Regions from separate parts of the Homo sapiens genome. Here region 2 is linked to region 1. The links are chromatin loops, found by intact Hi-C in ENCODE. Cell type or tissue: K562. All regions are shown on one strand. Links, peaks and the distances in the headings refer to the core of each region. The heading gives the core; the rest is flanking DNA.

Region 1 (9,706 bases), core at 600-8,599:
TCAAAGAATTGCATTAATTGAATATGCAACTATGTAGCCTGACTCAGGTCACAAAATCACTTCCTTCATGTTGCTTTAAATTCAGCCTACACCCCAACAGTTTTGTTGTTGTTGTTGTTTTTGAGATGGAGTCTCACTCTGTCTCCTGGGCTGGACTGCAGTGGCGCAATCTCGACTCACTGCAATCTCTGCCTCCCCAGTTCAAGTGATTCTCCTGCTTCAGACTCCTGAGTACCTGAGATTACAGGCGCACGCCACCACACCTGGCTAATTTTTATATTTTTAGTAGAGACGAGGTTTTGCCATGTTGGCCAGGCCAGTCTCGAACTCCTGACCTCAGGTGATCTACCCACCTCAGCCTCCCACAGTGCTGGGATTACAGGCATGAGCCACTGCCCCGCCACCCCAACAGTTTTATTGCCTGACAAATTCCTCCTGCCATGGGATATGACACTCTAGGAATGAGCCCACCCAGCAACACAGGACTAAGCTCCTGAACTTAAAAGGAACCAAAACCATCATCTATGATGGTTTCTTCAAAAGATCGATGAAAAGAGGGAAATGTGAAATTAAACAATTCAAACTTAAAGCTGTTGGAACTTTAAATTATTCTGAGCCTTGAGAGGAATGTGGCTATGTGGCCTGAGTCATGCCGCATGCAGCTGCAACTTCTGCCTTTTTTCTTCTGTAAATAATTAGGAAGATTAAATATCACCAGAGAAAAGACCCTCTCACTACTCCTTCTCACAGAGTATAAAGTAATCTGCCTTGGAATGTAACAATCCATAACCAATCAAATCACTGTAATGCATGCACTGGTCTTTTAAGGAAAATGTAATCTGCTAAAATTTCTCTGTCTCTGCATGTATTAGTGAAACCTTAACTTCTCCACTCCGGAATGCTGATCCTGTTAGTTTGGAGTCAGTGTTCCCGGGTGGTCATCCTTAAGCCTTGCATTCAAACAAACTCTGCTCTTCATCATATTTTCTGAATCTCATTATTTAAGGTTGACACTCCCAATCGCCTTTCTTAGAAAGCTGTTTAAGGATGTGTCCAAGCATTCACATATATGCACATACACTCACACACACACACACACACACACACTGTCACACATAAAAAAAACTAAATTAAGAGGAAGATACTGGGATTTTGGAATACATGGGATTGAAGAAACAGAGGATCCAAGAGAGGCAAAAAGAATTTCCCAGGTGATGGGAAATGGAAGTTCCAATACAACAATTAAGCAACAAACCCACAGTGGAACCATCCAGATTGGAATAGGAACATGGGGGCACTAGGAAGAGTCTGGAACTGAAGCAGGGCAGACAGTGATGTAATTCTTTAATTATCTGACATGTTTTGTATAAAGTTTAATTGAAAATCATTTTACAGAGCTGTTGAGGGTGTGGAAATAGTCAGCTGTCCAAAGAAAATTAAGAAACTGTCTTTAAATTAGGCAATCATTAACCCCAGAAAAAACCAAGTTGCATAAGGAAGGATATATAATCATGCTACTAGGCTCAGAAGTAAACTGCATACTACATATACATAGAAAAAATTATAAAAACACTGAATATAAATTTTACAGATATTTGAGATTTTGGCCAGGCGCAATGGCTTATGCTTGTAATCCCAGCACTTTGGGAGGCTGAGGCAGGTGCATCACTTGAGGTCATGAGTTCGAGACCAACCTGACCATTATGGCAAAACCCTGCCTTTACTAAAAATACAAAAATTAGCTGGGCATGGTGGCACATGTCTGTAATCCCAGCTACTGAGGAGGCTGAAGCATAAGAATCACTTGAACCTGGGAGGCAGAGGTTGCAGTGAGCCGAGATTGTGCCACTGCACTCCAGCCTGGGTGACAGAGCAAGACTCTGTCTCAAAAAATAAGTAAATAAAATACAAATAAATAAATAATAGATATTTGAGATTTTATTTTTTGGGGAAGGTGGTGAAAGGAAAAGAAAAGATATAAGTAAGCTAAAATCCTCATTACTCCTAACTGGAAATCAATGGATATGTCTACTGAGATGAACCAAGAGACAACAACAGTATGTACACATTACTTAGAAATAAAAAAGTAAAATCAGTGAAAACAACTTACAAAAATTGAAATTAGTTACTGGTGAATGGTGGCAGTAGGATAGTGAAGAGAAGGGGCTATTTTGTAAAAATCAGTTTTCGTAATCTTTGATTTTTTTTGAGACAGAGTCTCACTCTATCACCCAGGCTGGAGTGCAGTGGCACGATCTCGGCTCACTGCAACCTCCACCTCCTGGGTTCAAGTGATTCTTCTGCCTCAGCCTCCAGAGTAGCTGGGATTACAGGTGCACACCACCACGCCCGGCTAATTTTTGTATTTTTAGTAGAGATGGGGTTTCGCCATATTGGCCAGGCTGGTCTCGAACTCCTGACTTCAGGTGATCTGCCCACCTTGGCCTCCCAAAGTGCTGGGATTACAGGCGTGAGCCACCGCATTGATCAATCTTTGATTTTTCATACTATTCAAGTATAGCACTTTGATAAAAAATAAAAGTTGATTAAAAATAATAATTACAGTTATTTTATATGATGCAAAACTTTATAGTTGAAATTATACAATATCACAAAATCAGAATTTTGAATTATAGCATTAATGTTCAGTTTAACACATGTAAAATTTTATTTAATCATATGAGTTATTACCACAAAGAAGACATGATTTGGCAAAGCCATTTTGCACTTTGTGATATGCTTTGTAAAACTGGAGTTTTTAAATTGTGGTAATTAATTCATGAAGGGTTAAGGATTTTATTTCTGCTTTCTGAGGTTTATTAATATTTAAAGCCTGGATATGTATTTGAAGCATAAAGAACTTTATCAAATTAAAGAGTGGCAAATCATTCCCCTTTGAAGAAAAATATTACAATTTGCATTCAAATTCCTTCCTTATCTTTTTTAAAGAGGAAAGGCAGCATTAATTTTAGGTCTCATTATATTTACCATCCAAGAGTTTGCAAATGGAAATTATATCGAAATGATAAATGTAATTCTGTTTATGCTTTTCCTGGATTAAACATATATGCACATACACATATATATATTTTTTATTTCTTTGAGATGGAGTCTCGCTCTGGTGCCCAGGCTGGAGTGCAGTGGCGCGATCTTGGCTCACTGCAACCTCCACCTCCTGGGTTCAAGCAATTCTTGTGCCTCAGCCTCCTGAGAAGCTGGGATTACAGGCACCGTGCCTGGCTAATTTTTGTATTTTTAGTAGAGACGGGGCTTCTCCACATTGGCCAGGCTGGCCTTGAACTCCTGACTTCAGGTGGTCTGCCTGCCTCAGCCTCCCAAAGTGCTGGGATTTCAGGTGTGAGCCATCACACCTGGCCACACACCCATATTTAAATGTTAAGAAATCAGCAGCAGTTATTTTACCCATCTGCAGTCTGAGTCTGATGATACGACAGCCTTCTCTCCCTCCCCTTTCCCTTTCCCTTCCTTTCCTTTCCTTTCCTTTCCTTCCTCCTTTCCTTTTTCCTTTTTCCTTTCTCCTCTCCTCTCTTTTCCTCCTATTTATTCCCAATATTGGCTTGGTACTGGGAATATAAAAAAGGATAAAGTATTACCCTTTATCTACAGAAATTATAATCTGGTGCCACTGTACACACTGTACACAACTAAATATAAAACAATTTGAACACAGCGAGAACTGATTCCTATGAAGGAATCAGAATTTACAAGATATCTGGAGACAGAGTACATTGCGTTGGGGCTCAGAACGTACCACACCAAATATGACTGTAAGAGACCAGAATATGCCACCCCAAAATATGCCTCCTTGGCATGTTGCTTATTTTGAGCTGGTTATTTTGAGAAAGTGCAGACACAGGAGTATTTCTGAAAAGTTACCCTTTAAAAAAAAAATTTACATCTTTAAAGGCAGTCTCCATTTGTAACAGTGTCTCTCTCTGCACCAGGGAAAAAGGAAGAGTAAATCAGTAGAGACTCATAACCAATGGAGAAGGCTTACATTTAAATCTGCACAAAAAACCTTACCTTCGTTTTATGGTGTTTTCCAGACCTTTCCCCAAACCCTTCTTTCTTTTTTTCCCGGAATGATGATATTTAAGCTTGAAGTTTAAATGCTTCTTTTGAGATCCACTCTAAATATTGACACATTTCTCAGAGTTTCCTCCCAAATATACATGAGGCATATACGGTAATAAACTGTTTGTTTTTCTCATGTTAATCTCTCTTTTGTTAGAGGTAGTCCCAATTAAGACCTATTAAGGGTAGAGAGAAAATTATTTTTCCATCCCTGCAACTGGGAAGAAGTCTCTGAAGCGGACACTTTTTCACTTTGGCTTGGAGGGCGTGACAGGCAACAGGAGAGGGCTTAATGCAGAGGGGCACAAAGTACCCCAGGGCACAGGTAGGTACTGTGCAAGCCCCTGCATCCAGGGAGGTGGGTGACTTCTGGTCCACTGTGGACCTGACCACACTCTCCCCCAAGATCACTCACAGACACTGGGAGGAGAGTAGGAAGCCTAGGGGTGTTGGGTTAGAACTGGAAACACCTGGGTCGGGGGCAGGGCGGACTGCACGTAATCATGTAATGAGGAATGGCTGTTCATTTCTAGCATAAAAGAGAATGCATTGCAAGCACATTTAAAGAAATGAGTGCTCTATGAATAGTGCTAAATTAAAAATTCTTGGACAAAAGGATGTTCTTCAAGTTCCAGATTATTCAGAAACAAATTTATATGTGCAAACTGGACATGAGCTATTCTTTCATTCAACTGTTATTTATCGGGTGCAGGCTATGGGATGCTGTCAGCATTCAAGGCACTGGGAACCAAAAAAGTTCTTACCCTTGTGTCATATTCTAGTGACACCTATTCAGTTTTAGTTCATCTTTCTAGATTAAAAACACACACACACACACACAACAATTGTCAGAAACCAACTTAAAGATTTGTCAAGACTAATTTAAGTGACTGACCAACAATAGTCAAAAAACTTAGATGCATATGTAATGGGATGTTTTTTAACATTCTTCTTATTAAAAGAAAATTGCATCATTGCCTTTATAGTAATATGTTAAGATCATAAAACTGAAAAGCGCTCCTTTGATAAATCTGGTAGTCTAGGGCCACCTGGTGTCCAAACTATTTAATTACGTTATTTAGCAAAGAAAAAAGAATACTTTTTTTTTTTCTGGTATGATTCCACTTATGGGATGTCCAGACAGGCAAATCCATAGAAACAGAAAGCAGGACAGTGCTTTACTCTTTTAAACTTGAAATTCCCTAATTAAAAGAAGATATTCCCACAATTAAAGATTAGAACTTAAAATATATTAGCCAGGTGTGGTGGCATGCACCTGTTAAGGAACAAAGATTCTGTATTAGTTTCCTATTGCTGCTGTAAAAAATTATCACTAACTTGGTGGTTTAATGCAATACAAGTTTATTACTTTACAATTCTAGGGTCATATGTTCATAATGGGTCTCTAAAATCAAGGTGTCAGCAGGGCTCTGTTCCTTCTAAAGGCCGTAGAGGAGGATCCATGTCTTTCCCCTTTCTACCATCTAGAGGCTGCCTGAATTCTTTGGCGGGCAGTCCCCTACTGTCTTCAGAGCCAGTGATGACTGCTGAGTCTTTTCCATGATGCACCCCCTCTGACGCTACCTCTGGGCCCACCTGGATGATCCAGGCTACTCTCCCCATCTCAAAGTCAGTGGATTTTTTTTCTTTTAACAGAGATGGGGGTCTTGCTGTGTTGCCAGGTTGGTCTCAAACTCCTGAGCTCAAGCAATCCTCCCTCCTTGGCCTCCCAGAGTGCTGGGATTATAGGCATAAGCCACTGCACCTGGTCGTCAGTGGATTTCTTAGTTGCATCTGCAAACTTAATTCTCCCTTGCCCTATAACATAACCTATTCACAGGTTTTGGAGATTTGGATGAGGCCCTCTTTGGGGAAAAGACATTTTTTGCCTATCATAGAGTCCATTAGTTTTTTCTGGAGGCAAATATGCTACTTTTTAAGTTTCAGTTAAATGGGAAAGACATTAAACTGTTTCTCTGTCCCTATTTGTAACTTGGAATCGATGAACAGGAAGAGAAACATTGCTTCTGCCAATGCCTGTAAAATTAACCAAGGGTTTAAAAATCCCCACAGTGAATTTTTATTTATGCTTTCTTTACTAATCTTAGCTAGAAAAACCCAAACTAAATATTAAAAAATGTTGATCTTAAATTAATTCAAGTTGACAAAGACAGGTGTAAGCCCAAATACTGCTTGATAGTACACGAAACATACAAGTAGAAGGTTTTGTTTGTTTGTTTGTTTGTTTACTGGGCAAAATGGTTTTATCTGCAAACTAGTTAGAATGAAGCTCACAAAAATGGAAAAATAGGGACCTCTGAAGGGGATAAAGAAGGAGAAAAGAGGAAGATAACGGGGGTCTGTTTTTTACCTGTACCTCTTCATCACAGTAGCAGGTGAACACCCTGCATATATTGGTCATTGGCCAGCAAGAGCAAGAGTGACCCTCCATACCCAGGAGATTTGAATGGGTTGCTCCTGAAGTGGCCTTCAGAGTGAGGATGATAAACACTGTCCTTCTCTTTTCTGTGAATGTAGGCAGTGTATGCCCATCTAACTTCAATGGAAAATCAGCCAGAAAAAGCGCTTGGATTTTCAATAGTGCTGCCCTGCCTTTTCTGGAATGTCATATATAAGGGGCTATGGTAAGGGGACATCAGTATTATCTAGGTAGAATGAGAAAAAAGAGAATTGAATTATTCAAAGTAATTGAATCATTTTAGAATATTCAACTATTAATAATAATTGAGTATTCAATTATTTCTGTTATAAAAATGCTTTAGCAACTGTTAATAGTGCTGATAGTAGTAAAGAGAGTCTTTCCAGGACCTATGTAAGGCTTTTCTCCAGTTTGAGGAAGCCTTCATGAAAACATTACCTCCAAGAACCTCCTTAAAGTTATGTATTAATTAAAATTTAATAATTTTAATTAATAAATTTAGTAATTAACAATAAGTATAACAATAATTATTTAAAATAATTTAATTAAATATTTAATAATTAAAATTATTAAAGTATTTTAATAAATAGCAGTCATTAAATTGCTAGCTTAAGTCTTGGCAGTATGTGTTATATAGTTTTCATTGTAGAGGTTTTACATGTCTTTTGTTAAAGTTTTTCCTAAGTATTTCGTAAATTTTAATGCTTTTAAAAATGGTAATGCCGGCTGGGCGTGGTGGCTTACACCTGTAATCCCAGCACTTTTGGGAGGCTGAAGCGGGTGGATCACAAGCTCAGGAGATCGAGACCATCCTGGCTAACACGGTGAAACCCCATCTCTACTAAAAAATACAAAAAAATTAGCCAGGCGTGGTGGTGGGCGCCTGTAGTCCCAGCTACTCCGGAGGTTGAGGCAGGAGAATGGCGTGAACCCGGGAGGCGGAGCTTGCAGTGAGCCGAGATCGAGCCATTGCACTCCAGCCTGGGCGACATAACGAAACTCCGTCTCAAAAAAAAAAAAAAAAAAAAAAAAAAAAAAAGGTAATGCCTACCTGGCCCTTTGGAAAATTAAAAAAAGAAAAGAAAAAAATGGTAATGGTTTTATTTATTCCTTTCCAATATGTATGACTTTATTTTTCTTACCTTTTTACACTGGTAAGACCTCCAGTATAATATTGAATAACGGTGGGGAAAGTGAACATTCTTGCTTTGTTCACAGCCATAAGGGAAAGGTAGTCAATATTTCACCATTAAGTATGCTATTATCTTTAGGTTTTTTCCTAGATGACTTTTATCAAGAAGTTCCCTTCTGGTCTTAGTTTACTAAGAGATTTTCATTTTTAAATCATGATGGCTATTATTGAATTTTGTCACAGGCATTTTGTTGCATTTATTGAGATGATCATATGATTTTTCTCCTTTATTCTGTTAGTGTGACAAATAGCAACAATTGATTTTCAAGTGTTAAAGCAACTTTGCATCCCTAAAGTAAACCCCACTTAGTCACAATGTATTATCCTTCCTTTTCATGTATTGCTCCTTTCAACACTCTATTTTCCCTTCCCTTCCCCTCCCTCCCTCCCTCCCTCCCTGCCTCCCTCCCACCTTTCTTTCTTTCTTTCTTTCTTTCTTTCTTTCTTTCTTTCTTTCTTTCTTTCTTTCTTTCTTCCTTCCTTCCTCCCTTCCTTTTCTTTCTTTCTTTTCTTTCTTTCCTTCTTTCTCTCTTTCTCTCTCTCTCTTCCTTTCTCCTTCCTTCCTTTCTTCCTTTCTTTCTCTCTCCTTCTTCTCTTTCTCCTCCTCCTTCTCCTTCTCCTCCTTCTCCTTCTCCTTCTCCTTCTCCTTCTCCTTCTCCTTCTTCTTCTTCTTCTTCCTCTCTCTCTCTCTGTTTTCAGACAGGGTCTCACTCTGTTGCCCAGGCTGGAGTGCAGTAGCGTGATCATGGCTCACTGCAGCCTTGACCTCCTGGGCTCAAGCAATCCTCCCACTTCAGCTTCCCAAACTGCTGGGATTACAGGTGTGAGCCACTGGGCCTGGCCCAGAAACTATTTTCTAAAGGAGTCTGTGGCCGGGAGCGTGGCTTACGCCTGTAAGGAGACTGAGGCAGGAGAATTGCTTGAACCTGGGAAGCGGAGGTTGCAGTGAGCCAAGATTGCGCCACTGCATTCCAGCCTGGGTGACAGAAGGAGACTCTGTCTCAAAAAAAAAAAAAAAAAAAAAAAAAAGGAGTTTGTGTAAGATTAGTATTATTTCTTCCTTAAATGTTTGGGAGAATTCCCAAGGGAAACCATCTGGGTCTTCAGTTTTCTTTGAGGGATGGCTTTCAATTCTCAATTCAACTTTTAAAATTAATATATTCAGATTTTCAATTTTTTTTTTTGCATCAGTTTGGTAAATTGTGTTTTTCAAGAAACTCCTTTCGTCTGATTTGTCACGTTTATCAGCATAAAGTTACTGCCGCAGGCTTTGTGGTGATCTCCCCTCCTTCTGTTTGAGCTTGGGAATGTATGCTTTCCCTCTTTTCTGGAGCATTCTCAAAGTCTCCCATGGCAGTGTCCTTTTTCCTAGGCAGGGCAAAAAGGATGATCTTCTTTCAGTTATGGAGAGGCCAGCACCCTCTTCCCCTTTCTTCTATTTGTCATCATCCACAAACCCCTGCACGCTCATAGATAAGACAGACACTATCTGGGAGATCCCTCATTTTCCCCATAATAGGTTCCCTAAAATGTTTTTTGGACACGAGAATGTATAGACTTTGGGGGATGTGGACAAAACAGACAAATACCAACTTATAATTACTATTACTATGATTATACATATGTGCTTTAAATCAAATTATAGTGTTACTATATAAAAACACACACATATTTATACTCTATATAAACACAGCATGTACCATTTTAGCCATTTTTAAGTGTACAATTCAGTGGCATTAAGTACATTCACAATGCCATGCAACCATCGCCACTCCCCATTTCTGGAACTTGTTTTTTTTTCTTTGAGACAGAGTCTTGCTTTGTCACCCAGGCTGGAGTGCAGTGGTGTGATCTCTGCTCACTGCAGCCTCTGCCTCCCGGGTTCAAGTGATTCTCCTGTCTCAGCCTCCGGAATAGCTGTGATTACAGTCGTGTGCCACCACACCTGGCTAATTTTTGTGTTTTCAGTAGAGACGGGG
Region 2 (9,706 bases), core at 994-8,993, 510 kb before region 1:
CTTTGTGCAGCTGTGCCTGGTGCAGAACCTTCAGGACATTCCCGTGGGCTAAGCCAGCCAGTGAGGCGCCGTTGACTGACAGAAGGAAATCCCCTCGGTTCATAGTCCCTTCCTGAGAAGCCGCCCCCTGAGAAAACACCCTGTGGACCTGGGATGAGGAAAGGAAAAGGGAACAAAAACCAGATCCACTTACGATTTCCGGTAAAAGGGAGATAGTAACTAACTGCGTATCTGTAGTAAAGGAACCTTCCTTTTTTATTTTTATTTTTTGAGAGGGAGTCTCGCTGTGTCACCCAGGCTGGAGTACAGTGGTGCAATCTCAGCCTCCCGGGTTCAAGCGATTCTCCTGCCTCAGCCTCCTGAGTAGCTGGGATTATAGGCACACACCACTATGCCAAGTTAATTTTTGTATTGTTAGGAGAGACGGACAGGGTTTCACCATGTTGGCCATGCTGGTCTCAAACTCCTGACCTCAGGTGATCCACCCGCCTCGACCTCCCAAAGTGCTGGGATTACAGGCGTGAGCCACCGTGCCGGGTCTTGTAGTAAAGGAACTTTCTAAGGTAGACACTTGCTTTATAAAAAAAAACATACATTCAGTGCGGGGGATGGAACACAAATGTCAATGCCAGTGTCTCCACACATTTTTTTTTAACTCCTTTTTAGTGTCTGACATGGGCCTGGCATCCAGGAGGCAATGGGAATACGAAGATGAATGAGGCCTGGGCTCGTGCAGTGAAGGTGACCCTCTGGATGGTCCTGAAGGCTTTTGAATGATGTAAAATTTTGAGTGACTTTTTGAGACGGGAGTAATTGTATAAACACAAGTTTGGCCAGTTGATTCTAATGTTTTCTACTGCTTAAAATATGGAGGTAAATTATAAGGCTATAGCGAATTGTGTTTATAGGGATTGGAAATGGCCTATACATGTCAGCTCTGTGTTAAAAATGCTTGTCTTTTGTCAACGAAAACCTTACGTACTACTTCTCCCACTTCTCCCTTTTTATGTTGGTAGCTGGGAATGAAATCCAGCAATCTCTGAACCCGCTGATTGGAATTTGTGCCCTGATCACATTCTGAGGCTGCTTGAGGGGGGATTTTCCTGAGAGCCTAATGACTCTGTCACTTACCGTGATTGATTTTGGCTCCACATCTGTCCCTCCTGCCACACTGAATCCCAGACCTGAGCCTTCTTTTCTATTCAAGACTATGAAGCAAACATCTTCTTCATTCTAGTGAAAACAAACAAAAATTATCCTTTGAGCTACAGCTGCAAAAAATTAAGAAAGAAAAACATATCCCCTTGGGCCAGGAGTAAGGAAGCTCTGATGTCAGTCCTCTTGGAGGGGCTTTTCACCACAGGCCCTAAAGGTTCTTTGGCTCTCAGCCAGGCATGGTGGCTCACGCCTGTAATCCCAACACTCTGGGAAGCCAAGGGGGCGGATCTCTTGAGCCCAAGAGTTCGAGTCCAGCCTGGGCAATGTGGCAAAACCCTGTCTCTACAAAAATCAGCCAGGTGTGGTGTTGCACACTTGTAGTCCCAGCTACTCAAGAGGCTGAGGTGGGAGGATTACCTAAGCCCGGAAGGTCACGGCTGCAGTGAGCCATGATCACGCCACTGCACTTCAGCCTGGTTGACAGAGTGAGACCTTGTCTCAAAAAAAAAAAAAAAAAAAAAAAATCATAGTACATAATTTGATCATGATGGGAATCCTTTATTCTGTAATTCTTTAAGTCTACAATTTAGCAAAGCCAGTCCTAGCAACAGCAGAAAGATAAGCGTCAGTGGCAAGAGGCAGGATAAGAGCATATCAAGGCCATGTTTTCTACATCTCCCTCCCCATCATTGGATTTCAGGTACAATTAATTAACTGATGCCAAAAAAATAGCATGGCTAGGCGCAGTGGCTCACGCCTGTAATCCCAGTGCTTTGGGAGGCCAAGGCGGGCGGATCACCTGAGGTCAGGAGTTCGAGACCAGCCTAGTCAACATGGCGAAACCCCGTCTCTACTGAAAAATACAAAAATTAGCCGGGCGTGGTGGCGGACACCTGTAATTCCAGCTACTTGGGAGGCTGAGGCAGGAGAATCGCTTGAACCCAGCGGGCAGAGGTTGCAGTGAGTGGAGATCATGCCAGTTGCACTCCAGCCTGGGTGATGGAGTGAGGCTCTGTCTCAAAAAACCCCCAAAGTTCACTCAAACCAAAACCTAGACTGTCCCGCAGAACTTTTGGGGGAGTTGGGAGGTTGACTTCATGGGCACCTTCAACCATATGTATGCTCACACACGGATTGATGGGGAGAAAGAGGTTGACTAAGCTTTCCAAACAAAAATGGGAATACGGGACCCAGTAAATGGTCTTTGTCCAGCTTCTAGGAGGTAATGTGGTGCTGAAAATAGGAACACTTCTCAGATATTTCAATGTCTTATGGGAGCAAAGAGACAATATTTGAAAATGAGGCCTCCTACGCCGGGTGCGGTGGCTCACGCCTGTAATCCCAGCACTTTGGGAGGCGGAGGCAGGTGGTTCACATGGTCAGGAGATGGAGCCCATCCTGGCTAACACGGTGAAACCCCGTCTCTACTAAAAAAAAAAAAAAAAAAAAGCCGGGCATGGTGGCGGGCACCAGTAGTCCCAGCTACTCGGGAGGCTGAGGCAGGAGAATGGCGTGAACCCAGGAGGTGGAGCTTGCAGTGAGCCGAGATCACGCCACTGCACTCCAGCCTGGGCAACAGAGCGAGACTCCATCTCAAGAAAAGAAAAAAAAAAAGGAGAAGGAAAAAAAAAAAGAAAATGAGGCCCTCCTGCATTCCAGGACAAGTTAAATCACAAAAATTTCAATGTATTCACATTTTTTTCCAGTGGTGTTTAAGGACACAGATATGCTAGAAGCTGACTATTGCGCCAAATTTTGCCTCTGAGAGCCTCAGCACAGTCTCAGGGCGGCCAGATCAACCATCAAGAGCTCTCCAAGGTTTGGGTGTGTTGAAGTCAGGAGGCCAGGGTTTGTTTTCAGCCTCGAAGCCTCGAATCTCTCACAGCACTGCCAAGGACACAGAAAATAGTTTTGTGCAGTTCTATTTTTAGTACCTGCAAACCATACTCATTGGAAAAAGCAAGGCAGGAAGCTTCTAGACTGAGGATGGCAGAGTAAGGATAGCCCTGCTCAACGCTCCTCTCTGAAGACAGTGAGAAAATAAAGGGAAAAGAACGCCGTGTTCTGATATGTAGGAATGATCTTCAAACCAAACCACAACCCTGCCTCGTGGTGAGCGTGAGTAGTAGGGGGTGAGGAAGGCCCTAGAATAAGCCACCCTCGGGCAGCACTGTGGCATGCTGGCCATACTTTGTTTGAGGTTCCTGAAGATGTACATCTTGCTTGTGGTTGGCTGGACAGTCTGGTCTTCTCCTCTGACATTTCATCTAACACTAAAATGTCTGGGGTAAAGGGGGCCTGGCAACGTGTGACCCCACCTGTGCCCCCTTGACTGGTGGTCTCAGAATGAGACTTTCACACATGAAATCCTTCCTTATTGTAATAACAAGTGGGAGGAGGAAGAGAGATGAGGGGCTATTCCCTTTTACTGAAAGCGGAAGTGCTTAGCATCTCAAGACATTTTGTTTTTCTTTCAGAGACAGGGTCTTGCTCTGTCACCCAGGCTGGAGTGCGCTGGCACGATCATAGCTCACTGAGCCTCAAACTACTGGACCCAAGTGATTCTCCTGCTTCAGATTCCCATGTAGGTAGGACTACAGGCATATACCACCACGCCTGGCTAATTTTTTAAATTTAATCTTTTTTTTTTTTTTTTGAGAGATGAGGGGTCTCACTATGTTGATGAGGCTGGTCTCGAACTCCTGGCCTCAGATGATCCTCCTGTCAAGGCATGTCTTAACTGCACAGACCCAAATCAGCGGCTGAGAATCAGAAGGGAGTGGAACCTGAAGGGACTGGTCTCCTTTATTCCAACCTCTCTCCTCGCCTCCTGGCCAACTCCTTACTAGGTGCCAAGGCTGGCTGTTGGCTGAGAAACCACACAGCCCCTCTATATTTGAATTTCTGGAACAGCATTCTTAGATGACTTCAGTGACCCAGGTATACTACCACTAAAGAAACATTCATATTTATTTCTCTAAATAGAAAATATTCATTCATTAGGGTTCAAATCTCTACGTATAGCCCCAAGAAATTGATCTTCAGATTAGTATCCTAGATGTGAACCTGTGGTTTCTTCTGTCAATGTTTATTGTCACAACTGATTTACTGAAAGATTTTATTTGTAATTCCTTGTACTCCAGGGTTCAGATGCTCTTCTACAGGTGACATTTGAACAACACAGGCTCAAACTGTACAGGTCCACTCACACTCAGGGTTTCTTCAGCCTCTTTATCCTTGAGGCAGCAAGACCAACCCCTCCCTCCTTCTCAGGCTACTCAGTGTGAAGATGACAAGGATGAAGCCCTTTATGATGAACCACTTCCACTTAATGAATAGTAAATACACTTTCTCTTATGACTTTTTTTTTTTAATTGAGATGAAGTCTTGCTCTGTCACCCAGGCTGGAATGCAGTGGTGCAATCTTAGCTCATGTCAACCTCTGCCTCCTAAGTTCAAGCAATCCTCTCGCCTTAGCCTCCTGAGTCGCTGAGACTACAGGCACCCACCACCATGTCCAGCTAATTTTTGTATTTTTAGTAGAGACAGGGTTTCACCATATTGGCCAGGCTGGTCTTGAACTCCTGACCTCAAGTGATCTGCCCGCCTTGGCCTCCCAAAGTTCTGAGATTACAGGTGTAAGCCACTGCACCTGGCCTCTTAGGATTTTCTTAATAACGTTCTATTATCTCTAACTTACGTTGTTGTAAGAAGACAGTATATAATACATATAACTGACAAAACTTGTGTTAATTGACTGTTTATGTTATCAGTAAGGTTTCCGGTCAACAGTAGGTTGTTAGTAGTTAAGTTTTTGGGAGAGTTAAAAGTTATATGTGGATTTTCCACTGCTCGAAGGTCAGTGCCCCAACCCTCATGTTGTTCAGGGGTCCACCATATTTCAGGGCAACGGCGGGACTACACCAATGTAACTCTTCTCTCACCAGCAGGTGGCTCCCTTGACTAGTTTATGTCCACAGTTAGGTGGCGAGAGGTATTTCCGAGATGACTAGCTCTGCTTTGAGGACTCTCTGCAAACAAACTCCACACATAGGAGTTAGGAGAATGGTAACTAGTTGCTACTTGGGGGATGAAAACAGCAGTGACACCCATCTGGCACCTGAACATTCAAGACAAGGTCTAGCTTCTGAAGCTGGCTAGCAGCACGTGAGGCCAAAGTCAGACTGAGCTGTGAAACTCGCAACCCAAGGCAGTCCTCCCTCTCCAGGACTCGGGGCGGGCTCTCCTCGGCTGTCTGGGCAGGCAGCACATACCTGGGCACTCACGCGGCCGCAATTCATGTTCCTGAGCTTTCTGTGTTTCACTCACCTCTGATTGTGCTTTCGCTTCCTGAATGAGAGTTAGGATGGTAGATTTCGATCCCACTGACGATAAAACAGACTGTAATCTTTGCTGGTCCCCCGCTGAGACTAGAAGTTGATCCAAACTAAATAATATAAATATATTTGAAGAACATTAAAGAAAAAAGCAATTTCTTCATTTTATAAGAATGCATTTAAAATGATCTCCTTTCTACTATACAAAAGAGAACAGGTATTTTCTGCTCTCTTTTGGTCAAAACTTCCATTCCAAACTAATGGAAGAATAAATCCTGAGTGCTGAACAGAAATGTCATTCACTGCCAATGGCAAGGGGAACTGCTATGAATTCAGAGATCCCCTCAAGAAGTTATGGGACCAATGCTGGAGCTTAACAGGACACTTCTGACATGTTTTAAAATATTCAATACATATGTTCAAGTGAAATATTTTTATTTTTATTGAGATGGAGTCTAGCTCTGTCACCCAGGCTGGAGTGCAGTGGCACGATCTCAGCTCACTGCAACCTCTACCTCCTGGGTTCAAGCTATTCTCGTGCCTCAGCCTCCCGAGTAGTTGGGATCACAGGCACCTGCCACCACGCCTGGCTAATTTTTTATTTTTAGTAGAGATAGGGTTTCACCATATTGGCCAGGCTGGTCTTGAACTCCTGACCTCAAGTGATCCGCCTGCCTTGGTCTCCCAAAGTGCTGGGACTATAGGCCTGAGCCACTGGGCCTGGCTTTTTTTTTTTTTTTTTCGAGATTGAGTCTTACTCTGTTGCCCAGGCTGGAGTGCAGTGACGCGATCTCAGCTCACTGCAACATCAGCCTCCTGGGTTCAAGCGATTCTCCTGCCTCAGCCTCCCAAGTAGGTGGGATTACAGGCGCCTGCCACCATCCCCAGCTAATTTTTGTATTTTTAGTAGAGATGGGGTTTCACCATGTTGGCCAGGCTGGTCTTGAACTCCTCACCTTAAGTGATCTGCCCGGCTCAGCCTCCTAAAGTGCTGGGATTACAGGTGTGAGCCACCACGGCTGGCCTCAAGTGAAATATTTTTAAATATGTTAGAAATTCTCCGTTTAACTCCAGCCACCTCCAAAGTCCAAATTCCCCCGTGCTGTGCTCTCTCTTCCTCTGCATGCCCCTCTCATGTTGCTTTTGCTTAAGTGCCATGTCCTCTAGAAGCCTCTCCTCAGAGCGACACTTTGGTAAACATGTTTCCCTGCAGGCACTTTTATTTTTCCAGCAGTGATATTAAAAACCAAGGGCACTAAAATGGAATGTAGTATCCTGGATCCTGGGACAGAAAAACGATATTAGCAGAATTTATTCAGCAAAATCTGAATGAAGTCTGTAGTTAATGGTATTGCTCCAACATTAATTTCTTACTTTTGACGAATGGACCGTGGTTATGAGAGATGTGAACATTAGGAAGAGTGGGTAAGAAGTGGCCGGGTGCAGTGGCTCACACCTGTAATCCCGGCACTTTGGGAGGCCGAGGCAGGCGGATCACAAGGTTAGGAGTTTGAGACCAGCCTGACCAACATGGTGAAACCCCGTCTCTATTAAAAATACAAAAATTAGCCAGGTGTGGTGGTGCACGCCTGTAATCCCAGCTACTCAGGAGGCTGAGGCAGGAGAATCGCTTGAACCCGGGAGGCAGAGGTTGCAGTGAGCCGAGATCGCGCCATTGCACTCCAGCCTGGGCGACAGAGCGATGCTCCATCTCAAAAAAAAAAAAAAAAAAAAAAAGTAAGTGGGAACTCTGCATTATCTTTGCAACTTTTCTATAAATCTAAAACTATTCCAAAATGAAACAAGTTTATCTGAAATAAAAGTAGTGGGCAGATACTTACTTAACTGACCAGCTTCTTCTAAAAGGCAGATCCTGGGCAGCTTCACCCGTATCACTGGCTGAACTGGGTGTCTCAGCAGCACTGGTTTTAGGGCCACTTCCTCCTGGACAGGCCCTGTTCCCGCCCTTCTCGGGACACGAAACGCCTCCAGCAGGAGGGCCAGGTGACCTCCTGGGGGTGATCTCCAGCTCAGTTTTGAAGAGCACGGCGCTCGGCCCTGCTGAGTAATCCTCGCTGCAGAGCTTGTCAAGGTCAGGCATGCTCAAGGCTCTCAGCTCCTGGAGCTTGGAGCGGGACACGGGCGAGGGCTGCGTGTGGCGTACCGAGGACTTGTTCCTCTTAACAGGAGAAGCCAGGGTCATCGTTGGGGTGGGAATTCCCAAAGGACCAAGTGATTTCTTTAGTTCCGAATCAGAGCCCTTGCTACTGGTCTCTGGTGGGTTCTGCCGAGAGATGGTCAGTGTCATGATTGAGGGAGACTTGGCCATCTGGGGCAGGAGGGTGCCGGCTTCGCTTTGGTTTTCGCTGCAGGAACTCAAGCTGCGTCTCAACAACCTTGCTGCTGCGTCACCTGGGTGGCCCAGGCTCCCGGAAACAATGCTGCCGGAAGACCGCCTCCCAATGGGAGGCTTGGAGCTCACCGACAAAAATGGGGAAGCCCCGGACTTGGCTACAGGCCGGTCAGCATTGGCCAGGTTCTCAAAAGACTTGATCCGCTGCTTCACAGAGAAAAATGAGGTAGATTCATGGGGCCAGTTCTGCTCATAGCAGTAGTGTCGTCTGGTGACTTTGATTTTGTCTGTGACTAGGCAGCTCGTCTCCTGGACTGAAATGATATCCCCTTCATCTGTGGCTGGAAGATTCCTCGATGTGTCCAGCAGCGGCTTTACACTATATATGCCCTGTCCATTAGCCAGGCTGGGAAGACCACCTCTGGATGCCTTTGCCTCGGGGACAACACTGCTTGTCACAGGGACCTGGCTGTCCCGAGAGCGACCCAGGCTGTGTGGGGGGTGACCCTCCCGTCCAAAATGGCTTGAGAACTGGGCTGGCATGGAGTAGGTCCTGGTCGCTGGCCTTGGGGTGAAGTAGAGATGGTCCTCCCCCGAGGGGCCCCCTGGAATGCTGTTTCTGGGCACCCCTCGGGAGTCTGACATCAGGCTTGATTTTCCCTGGGAGTATTCTGCCTTTCTAATGGCTGTTTGAAGGGAGGAGGAGGAGGACGCCAGTTTTGCCATGCTGAATGATCGTGACATTTCCTGCTCTGCCTGGGAGGCATGAGATGGGAGTGAGGATGGATGACTTGTGGATGATTCTGCGACCTGGCGATAGAGCCTGATTTCACTCTTCTCCTGACAGTTGCCCTGGGCCAAGCACCCTCCCCGTCTGTCGCTTTCAGCTGGCTTGTTACCACATACAGTCTCTGACACTGCTTCAGCAGAAATCTCCACGATTTTCAGCTGGTTTGTTCTTTCGAGGCGATCGCTGGCCATTATGTTGCCTCCTTTTTCGCCAGTCGGCCTGGGTTGGGCTGTGTCTGCTGCCACATGGCTGGCCAGGCGCGGCTCACTCTGTCTGTTCCCTGCCACGGACATGCCGTTCCTAGACGCTGCCGGACTCACCGGCCCGGAGTCAGCACGGGGCGCCCTGCCCTCTGCTCTACACTTAGGAGATTTAGGGGTGGTTGGGCAACCTCTGTCGGGTTCAGAGAGGACAGCCATGTGGAACCTGCTCCACATGCCTTGCTCAGGAACAGGCTTGGGAGAGGTCAGGGGCGAGACAAATGTCCTGATGCTCGTGTCAGACACTGAGGGTTTCAGTGGCCCAGAGGTGGCAAGAGGTGGCTTGCTTTCCAGCACACACTGGGGGGACCTGGGGGCAGCTGTGGTGTTTCTGTCAGGGTCCTCGTGGTCGGCTACATGGAGCCGCTGTGACACTGCCTTAGAAAGTGTTTTGTGGGAGGTCTGGGGTGAGATCAAGGGTTTCCTGTGGTCCGTCCCCCCAGCCTTCACAGCATTCGCAGCAGGGGCCTCAGAGTTGACTTTGGCCTTGCCCTTGAGGCTGAGCCTCTTCAGCTTCGGACCACACTTTGCCTTCTGACCATTAGTCAGAAGCATTTCTGCCGGACTCTTCTTAGACAGGTCCTTATTTTCCAGGTTTGTTTTCGGCTGAGGAGGGCTATGAGGCACAGTAACGCCCTTTTTTTGGCTTGAACTCACCATCTGAATCTTGGAGTCGGGACTTCTGGCAGGCATTAGAGGTTGTTCCTTCTCGGTTTTGCTCCTCAAATGTGTGCCTTGGTTATGTTTATTTATTTCTTTAAACCAGGCCATGATGGGCCTCCTAGCGATCATTTTTGGTTTCTGTAGC

What was found. Hi-C counts contacts between places; a loop is a spot of excess contacts. Peaks named below come from ENCODE experiments on the same cell type or tissue, not always from the same donor. Only the 100,000 strongest peaks of a DNase experiment are listed, where the experiment ranks them.
Region 2: a loop joins it to region 1, with 13 times the contacts of the local background. A loop is called at or near these places in 74 of 110 quality-filtered maps.

What each region holds. Positions count from the first base shown.
Region 1 is chr5:31,577,118-31,586,823 of GRCh38, reverse strand. No RefSeq gene overlaps it. Among named protein-coding and RNA genes, the nearest start is that of C5orf22, 50 kb to the right of the region's middle. In K562, for the core only: a CTCF peak has its summit at 5,135 (motif pointing left); no DNase peak of the experiment used is centred there; H3K27me3 peaks cover 534 bases.
Region 2 is chr5:32,088,806-32,098,511 of GRCh38, reverse strand. PDZD2 (PDZ domain containing 2) reads right to left here. Exons shown (of 25, transcript NM_178140.4): 20 at 7,337-9,706; 21 at 5,488-5,605; 22 at 1,132-1,233; 23 at 1-148. LOC105374711 (a long non-coding RNA gene) reads left to right here. Exons shown (of 4, transcript XR_007058716.1): 3 at 1-201; 4 at 667-4,901. Among named protein-coding and RNA genes, the nearest start is that of GOLPH3, 81 kb to the left of the region's middle. RefSeq lists enhancers at 1-808, 5,174-5,233, 4,882-5,381, 5,686-5,855, 5,382-5,883. In K562, for the core only: a CTCF peak has its summit at 5,111 (motif pointing right); DNase peaks (open chromatin) are centred at 5,121 and 7,525; H3K27me3 peaks cover 1,506 bases.